Linked DNA regions of Homo sapiens: regions 2 and 3 are each linked to region 1. Evidence: chromatin contacts called from ENCODE Hi-C or POLR2A ChIA-PET data. All regions are on one chromosome and are shown on one strand. Each heading gives the region's core, a stretch centred on a gene start or an enhancer-like site at or near the end of the contact. The rest is flanking DNA. Distances are from core to core; before and after follow the strand shown. Region 1 overlaps QKI (QKI, KH domain containing RNA binding). Region 2 overlaps DKFZp451B082 (a long non-coding RNA gene). Region 3 has its middle 290 kb from the start of QKI.

What was found. Hi-C counts contacts between places; a loop is a spot of excess contacts on that map. ChIA-PET counts read pairs that join two places held with the same protein, here RNA polymerase II (POLR2A). Pooled maps may share reads with other maps.
Region 2: a loop to region 1 is called in a pooled map, with 2.4 times the contacts of the local background. The contact joins two enhancer-like sites. A Hi-C loop is called at or near these places in 1 of 37 single-sample maps with no recorded cell type and 4 of 50 pooled maps. POLR2A ChIA-PET finds 5 or more read pairs at or near these places in 1 of 52 experiments (activated T-cell).
Region 3: a loop to region 1 is called in a pooled map, with 2.2 times the contacts of the local background. The contact joins two enhancer-like sites. A Hi-C loop is called at or near these places in 4 of 37 single-sample maps with no recorded cell type and 4 of 50 pooled maps.

What each region holds. Positions count from the first base shown.
Region 1 is chr6:163,553,385-163,556,208 of GRCh38, reverse strand. The region is part of intron 4 of QKI (QKI, KH domain containing RNA binding); the gene reads right to left. Among named protein-coding and RNA genes, the nearest start is that of QKI, 140 kb to the right of the region's middle. Within about 2 kb of position 1,340, at least 5 of the 41 ENCODE cell types and tissues checked have a DNase peak (open chromatin) inside an H3K27ac peak, as active enhancers do.
Region 2 is chr6:163,340,636-163,343,459 of GRCh38, reverse strand. It overlaps DKFZp451B082 (a long non-coding RNA gene), which reads left to right. Exons shown (of 4, transcript NR_033862.1): 3 at 1-2,705. Among named protein-coding and RNA genes, the nearest start is that of DKFZp451B082, 5.0 kb to the left of the region's middle. RefSeq lists enhancers at 1-243, 1,507-2,007. Within about 2 kb of position 1,464, at least 2 of the 41 ENCODE cell types and tissues checked have a DNase peak (open chromatin) inside an H3K27ac peak, as active enhancers do.
Region 3 is chr6:163,707,242-163,710,065 of GRCh38, reverse strand. No RefSeq gene overlaps it. Among named protein-coding and RNA genes, the nearest start is that of QKI, 290 kb to the right of the region's middle. RefSeq lists an enhancer at 1,613-1,732. Within about 2 kb of position 1,335, at least 7 of the 41 ENCODE cell types and tissues checked have a DNase peak (open chromatin) inside an H3K27ac peak, as active enhancers do.

The DNA.
Region 1 (2,824 bases), core at 91-2,590:
TATGTTAAAAGGATACAAACAGGTCACGTTTAATGTAATTTATACATTGTTCAACTTTTCTAGACTTAGACACTAGATCTTCATTATCCAATCATTTACGCTTCCTAACAAATGTGTGGTATTGGCAGTGCATTATCCCTGAGGCTCAGGCAGGGTAGGCAGCTTATCCAAAGCCACAAAAGTTCACATTGCAAACCTGGCTTCCAACCCAGAATACCTGATTCAAAGTCCTCATGTTTAACCATTACATTATACCTTCTCCAGTCTTATGATGCCTTTAAGTGGAAGTATCTTTTGAATTCATCAGACCACATGTTAGAAAGTAAGAAAATCATGTTTATTTAGTATTTTTAGATCTATATACTTTTAAAAAAAAACTACAACAAAGTAATCACCAGAGAGCTGAAACAAATGTGTATTTCCAAATCATTAAAACTATGTCAACTAAAAAAATAATTCGAACCACTGCCTATCACAAAGGCCCAAATTCTCCAGCATTCAGGGCATTGAACAGTTTACATGAGCAACCTTGCTTGCAAATGTTTTGCATTAGTCAAAATCATCTGTCCACAATCCCCGAGTAGACCTGGTACTTTCCTCTCCAAGTTAGGCTCCTATTGGAAGCATCCTATGTGTTCCTCAATAACACAGATCATCGTTTTCTCTCAGAGTGCAGGCTTTTTTTTTTTTTTTTTTTTTGAGCTGGAGTTTCGCTCTGTCGCTAGGCTTCAGTGCTGTGGCGTGATCTTGGCTCACTGCAACCTCCAACTCCCTGGTTCAAGCGATTCTCCTGAGTGCAGGCTTTTCTAAGAACTCTCACGCATACTGGTCTTGCTTTTATAAATTCATGCTGCTTATTTTTGGGGTGATCAATCATATATAGCCATGTGCTATCTCAGTTTTTCTATTTTTTGATTTTTAAAGAAATTTATCATGAATTGTATCCATAAACTAACCAATAACCAATAAACCCATGTTCCTTGTAACCCCCAAAGCCTTGCAAAAATGAATGTGCTCAACATATTTTAAAAAATGAATTAGTTTTCTATAAATTTGAAATAATGGGTAGAAAAGGTTTTCCAAACAAAAAAATACATGACTAATTTAATTGAAGAATAACAAATATCAGAGAAAAGAAAAAATGATGAGTGACCACATTTTATGAAGAATTTTGATGCCAATTACCACCTTGATCTGCTCCGACAGCTTTGGCAGACAGAAGATGACAGATAATTTGATTGACTTAAACAAAGGGGTTTATGAGAGGGAAGTGACAAAAAAGGATTTGTCTTTAAAGCCTCACTGTGCTATTTTGTGGATGGACTGCTGGGGGCGCCAGCGTGATTACTGAGATAGGTCATGAGCTTTAACATTGTCCAGGCAACAGAGAGGATGAACTGGACTGGGGTAGAGGTTGTAACAGAGATGAAAAGAGTTATGTTAACCTGACAAGGCATGATGATCAGTTGGACACAGAGGGTAAGGGAAAAGGAGAAATTGAACAATGTTGTTTAGGTTCTTGATTTAAGCAATAAAGTAGACGGTGGCTCCATGTAATGAGATAAAAATTGAGGAATATGGAATCAGAAGTTCTCTCTTGAAAGGTTACATCTGAAATACTTATCTTAAACACCTAAGTGGAGATGTCAGGTACACAGCTGAATATTCATCTGGTTGATCAACTTATTCCAACTTATCCTATACAGCTGGTAGAAAAATATGCTTTCATATTTCTTGAGTTTTTCTCCAAGATGATGTGGCAGTTACTAAGTTCCAAACTGAACTGCCATATGCTTTCCAATGCTTAAGTGTAGGGCTCTACAACTACTACTTCTTTGCCAGCCGGTTTTCTGTGAGGTTCTCAGAACTGAGGCATAGTGTGGGTGTAAAGCAGCCGACCCTGAAGAGCTGGATGAGGGAAAGAGATGTTCTCTTTCCCATGTGCGCTCCTTTCAGCTATGCACTTGCCAGAGGCAGCTGTCTCCTGGCTCCATGCTTCTTTCCCAGCACCTCTAGAACCAGTCTCATCGTGCAGCCCCTTCCCTCCATGCACACCAGAAGCAGCCAGCTAGGGTTCTCCCCTCTGAGCTCCTGAGGTTCTTGAAGTAGCTGAGAGACACCAAGCCAGGGTCTTGGTTTCATCATTACACAGGCTTTCTTCTCTTTTATTCCAGCCCTGGGGTAAAAGATGCTTTTTTTGCAGTCTCTAAATCTGTATTACAGCCTGTCTTTCTCCTTTTTCAGTTCTCAATACCTGTGTAACCAATCAACAACTTTCCACACATAAAGCAAGGTAGAGGGAAAGTGTCAGGCACTTTATTTAACCAGAAAAGCTTAAAACACTCAAACACACACAAATATGATGCTCCTCCTCCATTAAAACTATATAAAACTAACAAAGATTTGTACCTTAGGACAATATGTTCTGCCTCTCTTCAACAAGGTATAAACAGATCCACTGAAAAGTAACAATCTCAGAAAAACAAAAGCCAAGTCTCAATAATAAGTACTTACTTCTTCTAATGCTAAATACGATACAATCTGTGATTTTATTAATAGTAATAGTAATCTTAACAGGCATGATAAACTTCTGAAGGATTTATATGATTCACAACTCCGGCTACATACTAGCATTAGTAGAGCCACATCAATTTATAGATTAAAAAAAAAACACCTCCAAAGTTGATTGTTATTTTAGACGGATATTATTAGATGATATGGTTGGGCTGGAAGGTGGGACATATAAATACCAATTGGGAGTTTAATAGAGCCTTGTTCTACAAAAGAAGATAAAAAATAGGAACCTGAGCTGGGCATGGTGGCT
Region 2 (2,824 bases), core at 215-2,714, 210 kb after region 1:
AGCCGGGACCCTCTCATTTCCTGTCTGCACAGCAGCCCCGGCGTGTTCCTCTGTGAAAGCCAGGAGCACGGGGGTGACGCCTTCTGGGCCTGCCACTGTTCCTTCAGAAGCGACCTTTGACCTCCCCATCAGCCTGTGCTGCTAGGTCTGGGGTCATTTTCTGCTCAGATATCTCCTCTCCCTGACGATCGATTCCCCCTGGAGGGGTGAGCCACTGTCGGGAGGGGAGACGGAGCTGAGCATGCAAGGAAGGGCAACCCCAGCCCAGATCCTGGAGGGCTTTGGGCTTCCAGGTAGAAGCCGGTCTTCGCGTCAGCAAACCAAGAAAATGCCTCCCTGAAATGGTCTCCAGGTCCCCCCAAACACCTGCCTCCCCCTCCAGCCTTCTCCACTGATGCCTGCAGCTGCATAAGTAGTGTTTCATTGCACCCCAGCAGGAGCTGGTACCGGTTCTTCCCTTGCCTCATGCTGGGGTAGATTTTATTTAGGATTGGGAGCAGGGAAAGGAGCTAGAGAAAGGAAGGGTTCCAGGAAGCTGGGAAGGGAGATGTCAGGTGGGGTGATGGGAAAGGAGGCCAAGGACCACCTTTGCCTGTATGGTGGGCTGAACTGTGTCCCCACAAAAGATAGGGCGTCCTAACCCCAGATACCTGTGAATGTGACCTTATTTGGGAATAGAGTTTTTGCAAATGGAATCAAGTCATGATGACGTCATTAGCATGAGCCTTAATTTAATAGGATTGATGTCCTTCTAAGAAGAGAAGACAGGGACACACAGGAGAAAGCCATGTGATGAAGCAGGCAGGAGCTGGAGCGACACTACCACAGGCCAAGGAACATTGGGACCAGAAGAGGCGAGGAGGGGCCGTTCCCTAGAGGCTTTGGAGAGAGCATGGCTCATCAACACCTTGACTTCAGACTGGTAGCCCCCAAACGGTGACAGAATAATTGTCTATTGTTTTAAGCCCCCTGGCTTATAGTACGTTGTAAAGGCAGCCCTAGGAAGCCCTAAGCCAGTTTCACTCATTATGATAAATATCATAGATGATGACTGTCATATATTGGATGTGCTGGAGATCTTCACAGCCACAGAATAAACTGCAGGCCAAAAAAAGAACATTCATATGAGGTCCCCAGCAGGGGCTGGCTGTGCAAGTCAGAGACTGCAGAACCAGGTAGGCAGACAAAGCGAAATTGCCTGGAGCTGGACACATATGTGCACCACTGGGAAATAAATAGACTTGCGGTGGAAATGACCAACGTGGATGGCCAGGGAAATGCCAGCAGCAATAAAAGAAAAGAGTGCACAAGGCCTGTAAATCAGCAGATGCGAGAGCTCCCGAAAAGTAGCGAAGTCTGAAATAAAAGGCAGGCTCAGGCTGGTGGTCCAAGAAGTTAAAGCAGGAAATGAGAGCGTGGGCACTGTGTGTGCTGGGCTCCCAAAGACTGCAGGGAGTGGCCAGATGTCTCCAGAGGCAGCGTCATGTGGAGCAAAGGGGACCTGAGGAGTGTCAGCATCCTCAGTCACCTCCTCCTTTGAACCAGCTGTTCGGAATCTGGTCTCTTACTTAGGATAATTGTAGGAACTGACTTTTTTTTTTTTTCTTTTCTCACCTATTGGCTGACTGAAAGAACCGACTTTTAAATGAGCACCTCCCTCATTAGAATTGCTCAAATGACAACAGCTGCAGCGGTGGGAGCAGCAGCAAGTTTGAAAATCCAACAGTCTGCATTCCACAGTGACAGTATTCTTGGTCACCTCGGAGACATGGCAGCCGGGAGCCACGGCTCTCATTGCTCGGGGTTGGTTGGGTTACCAGCCCTAGGGCTACAGAATGTATCTAAAAGAGAGGCTTGGCTGGCAGTTTAAGAGGGGTGCAGGACAGCAGGATGGGGTTCATGAGGCAAGAGTGGATGGAGCCTGTGGCCCAGTTGGGATGAGATGGGACAGTTCCAATGGGCAGGACAAACCCCAGCCACCGTCTCAGGGTATTTGACAGGAGGTAAACAGCAGACAAAATCCTGGAGCACAGGGGGGCAGGGCTGTCTCGTTCCCATGAATGGCAACATTGGAGGACTGACCCCCAAGAGCGTGGTTTTGTCGTCAGCCTCAAAGGCATGGCTTTCTCTCTGGCGTTGGCAGCAGCCGCTCAGCACCATAGCTAGGGAGCAGCGGCCTAGATCCCTCACATTTATTTCACTTTGACTCTTTTGACCAAAGCACCACTGTTTAAGGCCTCATTTTTCTTCTCCCATGTGGAAAATCATATTGCTTAAATTTAAAAATGAAGATAGATAGATGGATGAAAAAATCCCCATAGAGCAAAATTCTGCCTGTGACAAAAAGGTCTCCACGTCTGAGGTGACAGTCAACTTCAAGTGACGCCAAGAACATCAAAATCTCTCTATAAAAAAAGAATAGGAAGCAATGGGGCTCGTGAAAATGCCACATCAAGAAAAGTCAACAAATACATACTTAGTGGTAACTATGGTTGCAGAGAAAGAGAAAACTTAAAACAATATGAACATATGTGGTCATATAGACTGAAAACCCACCGTGTCATAAAACCCCAGGACACAGAACGCATCAGCGTAGACAGCAGCTGTACAGACAATGCTGGGGCGGTTGTGGAGTGGGATTAGAAGACAGGAGGCGCCATCGAGTCAGCTCCAAGGCCATTAGCCTTGTGACGCCAGCAAAATGTGTGAGTGGGGAGCCTCTACGTTCTCTCCTGTGAAATGGGGATGACAGTACTTCCTTGTAGGGTTGTGGTAACGAAGTTATTCAGCACAGAGCTTGGCATGTGGTCATAACAAGGAGTGG
Region 3 (2,824 bases), core at 86-2,585, 150 kb before region 1:
ACTCTAGGTTCTGCCCTGGGCTGCCCAGATCCAGCCAGGAAGAGCCCAGGGTTGGCAGGGGATGAGACGTGGGGGCTCCATTGACTGAGCTGCCTAAGTACACGCTGCTGCCTTCCATCCTGCACCCCTTCCCTGCTTGGCCACAGTCAGAGCCAAACTGGAATGAACTGCACTGAAGAGAGAAGTGGCTGCCTCCCCTCCCTCCCTGGGCCACAGCCCTGGCTTCCTCTCCTACAGGAAGGGAGGTAAAGCCGCTCCTTATGAAGGATGTGGACTCAGGAGGGGCCACACACAAAGGGGAGCCTGTCACATGGGGGGAGCAAGTCAGGATGTTACTAACAATCAAAAGCTTCCTTCAAAGGTTCCTGTTTAATTAAAAATTTCAAAGCGTAGGACTTCCAACCTGCTGGTCTCCCCAGGACACCCTGAGGGTCTCAGGGGAGGGTGCACTCAGACAGATGGTGCCTCCCCACCCTATCAGCCACCCCGGCCTCTCTCCTCAGTATCTCCAATATAGGGTTACCTCTTAGGTGGTCCTAGAGAACATTTTATTCTAGTGGTCACCTGGCTGAATGCACAGACGTCCCCTGGGACATCTTGCTGGCGCAGAGAGGGGGGCCTGAGGATACCATCACGGGCAGGCACCGTTCCCAGGACAGGGAGAGAGGAAGCAGATTCGTGCCCTTTCTTCATGGTGGGCTCATCACTGAACAGAAAGGAAATCACTGTCAGTCACTCCAGCTGCCAACCTGGGTCTCCCTTCTGCTGCTGCTGGGTAGCAGGCAGTTTTGGTGACCCCAGGTCATGCACCCAGGGGGATTTATTGCCAAGGTTCCTGGAGGACATCTGCCCCCACTGTTCCCTTTGGAGCGTCTCAGTAAGAGAACCCGTAATGTCTAAAAATAGTGCATGTCAAACTTCATAAGGTTCTAGAAAGAGGCCTAAGTATAGTTATCCACTAATAAATTAAGCCGATTTTGAGAAAGATTAGCTATAGGGGGCCTTCTCAAGATTTGATTACGAAGATAAAGTGCTGTATTAAAATATTACAGACTATTTGTAAAGCAGTATGGCACATAAAATGAATCTCAAAATAATAGTAAACATTTAAATAGCATGGATCTTTTTGCCTTGTATTTTATAATCATTTTTCAATCCTTATTATACTAAAAGCCCAGGATTCTCATTTTGTGGATATGGGGAAAAAAAAAAAAAAGCAAGTCTAAGCAAATAACAAGAAATCTGGTTTCACAACTCCTAGCCCAGTTAAGTTCTCGGGACAGAATGAGGTCCAACGTGGTCAACAAACATGACATCATGCCACCCACGAGCTGGACACGCGACACCTGGGGCTCCAGCTGGCCATGCAAAAGGGTGAGGTCTCCATCCCTCCTTCCGTGACAAAAGTAAGCTCTCCTTTCTGAAGAGCCCTCAAGCCAGAGACTGAACCCCCAAATAAAAATACAACAGAGGTCAGCTCTGAGAAACCAAAATGACTCATCACCTCACCTCCTGTCCTAAGTCCCTGGCTTCTCACACTCTCCCCTCTTGACTGTGTTTCGAGGCAAGGAAAATACCTATCATTGCCAATTATGGAACCTGTTACCAATGAAGGCCACCTTGGCTGCAAACTTATCTTTGATATGGGACATTCTCCATTGCTTGTGGTGGAGAGAACAGACCCTTTTCCCTTCTATGGTAATATGCCCCAATGGAGGTTTTCCACCACGTGAATAATCTAGACGACAGGTTTTCTGTGTAGCATCTTATGCCAATCTACGTCCCTCGTGCACAGCTTTGGAGAAGGGTCCATAGCTCTGTCTAGAGGCCCGTCCACCCTGAGCCCAGAACATCTCCATCCCTCAGGCGGCCGCCTGCAGCAGTGCAGCTGGAGGAAGTAAGTATTTTAGAGCATGTTTTCATACCTTGCTACTAGAGAAGTGGCAAAGCACTCTTGTTTTTGAGAAGTGATAACCTCTTAGAGATGAAAAAGGAAAAAGCTAAGGGGAAGCACTGAGCTGGGGAAACTCTTACAAATCAAGAATCTTATAGCAGAAGAGTTTTGCTTCTTTTGGAAACTGAATCAGTGTCACTAGTGGAATTACACCCCCGTGGGGGATGGGGGGGCACTGTTGTCTGGCAAACAGTGCAAGTCATTTGTCACACCTAAACACGACTAGGTTACCCTCAGCTACACCGTGTCTCCCACCGTGTGACCTGTGATTTCTTCCTGCTCTCCTTTCCATCTGTGTCCATAAAGACTTGGAGTGAGATCCGGTTTGCTTTTCTGCCTCCTCTGTCCTATTTGCCAGAGAAAACATTCTGGAATTCCTCCCAGGAACCTTCCCCCAGTGGTTTCTGTCCAGCCATCCGCATTCTGTCCTTTGGGGAAATATTTCTCCTACCATTCTGCACCAGCAGGTGTGCTAACGTAAGCCTGTGCACGAGCACCACTTTGCCTGAAGATCACATCTGTCACAGGAGTGTCTGTTCTGTGGACAACACTGAGGAACGCCTCTCTTTCCTCATGCCAAGCCACTAGCCCTCCACAGACACTTTCTAAAAACTGCCACCCACATCACAAATGGCTGCTTTTACTTCTCTCTCTACTCTCCCAGCTCGTTTTAAATGCTCCAGCTTAAATTTATCACATGTCCTCACTGGAGTTTACGGATAGCTTCTAATGTACCCTAATTCTAGAGTTATGGGAGAGAGGAGCAAATAAAGTACAGGATGTGGCTAAACCAATTTGTAAAAGGAAAGGAAAAAAATGCAACCCAGGCAGAAAACAACGGCATTCTTTTCCTATTAAATGTAAAGCAAA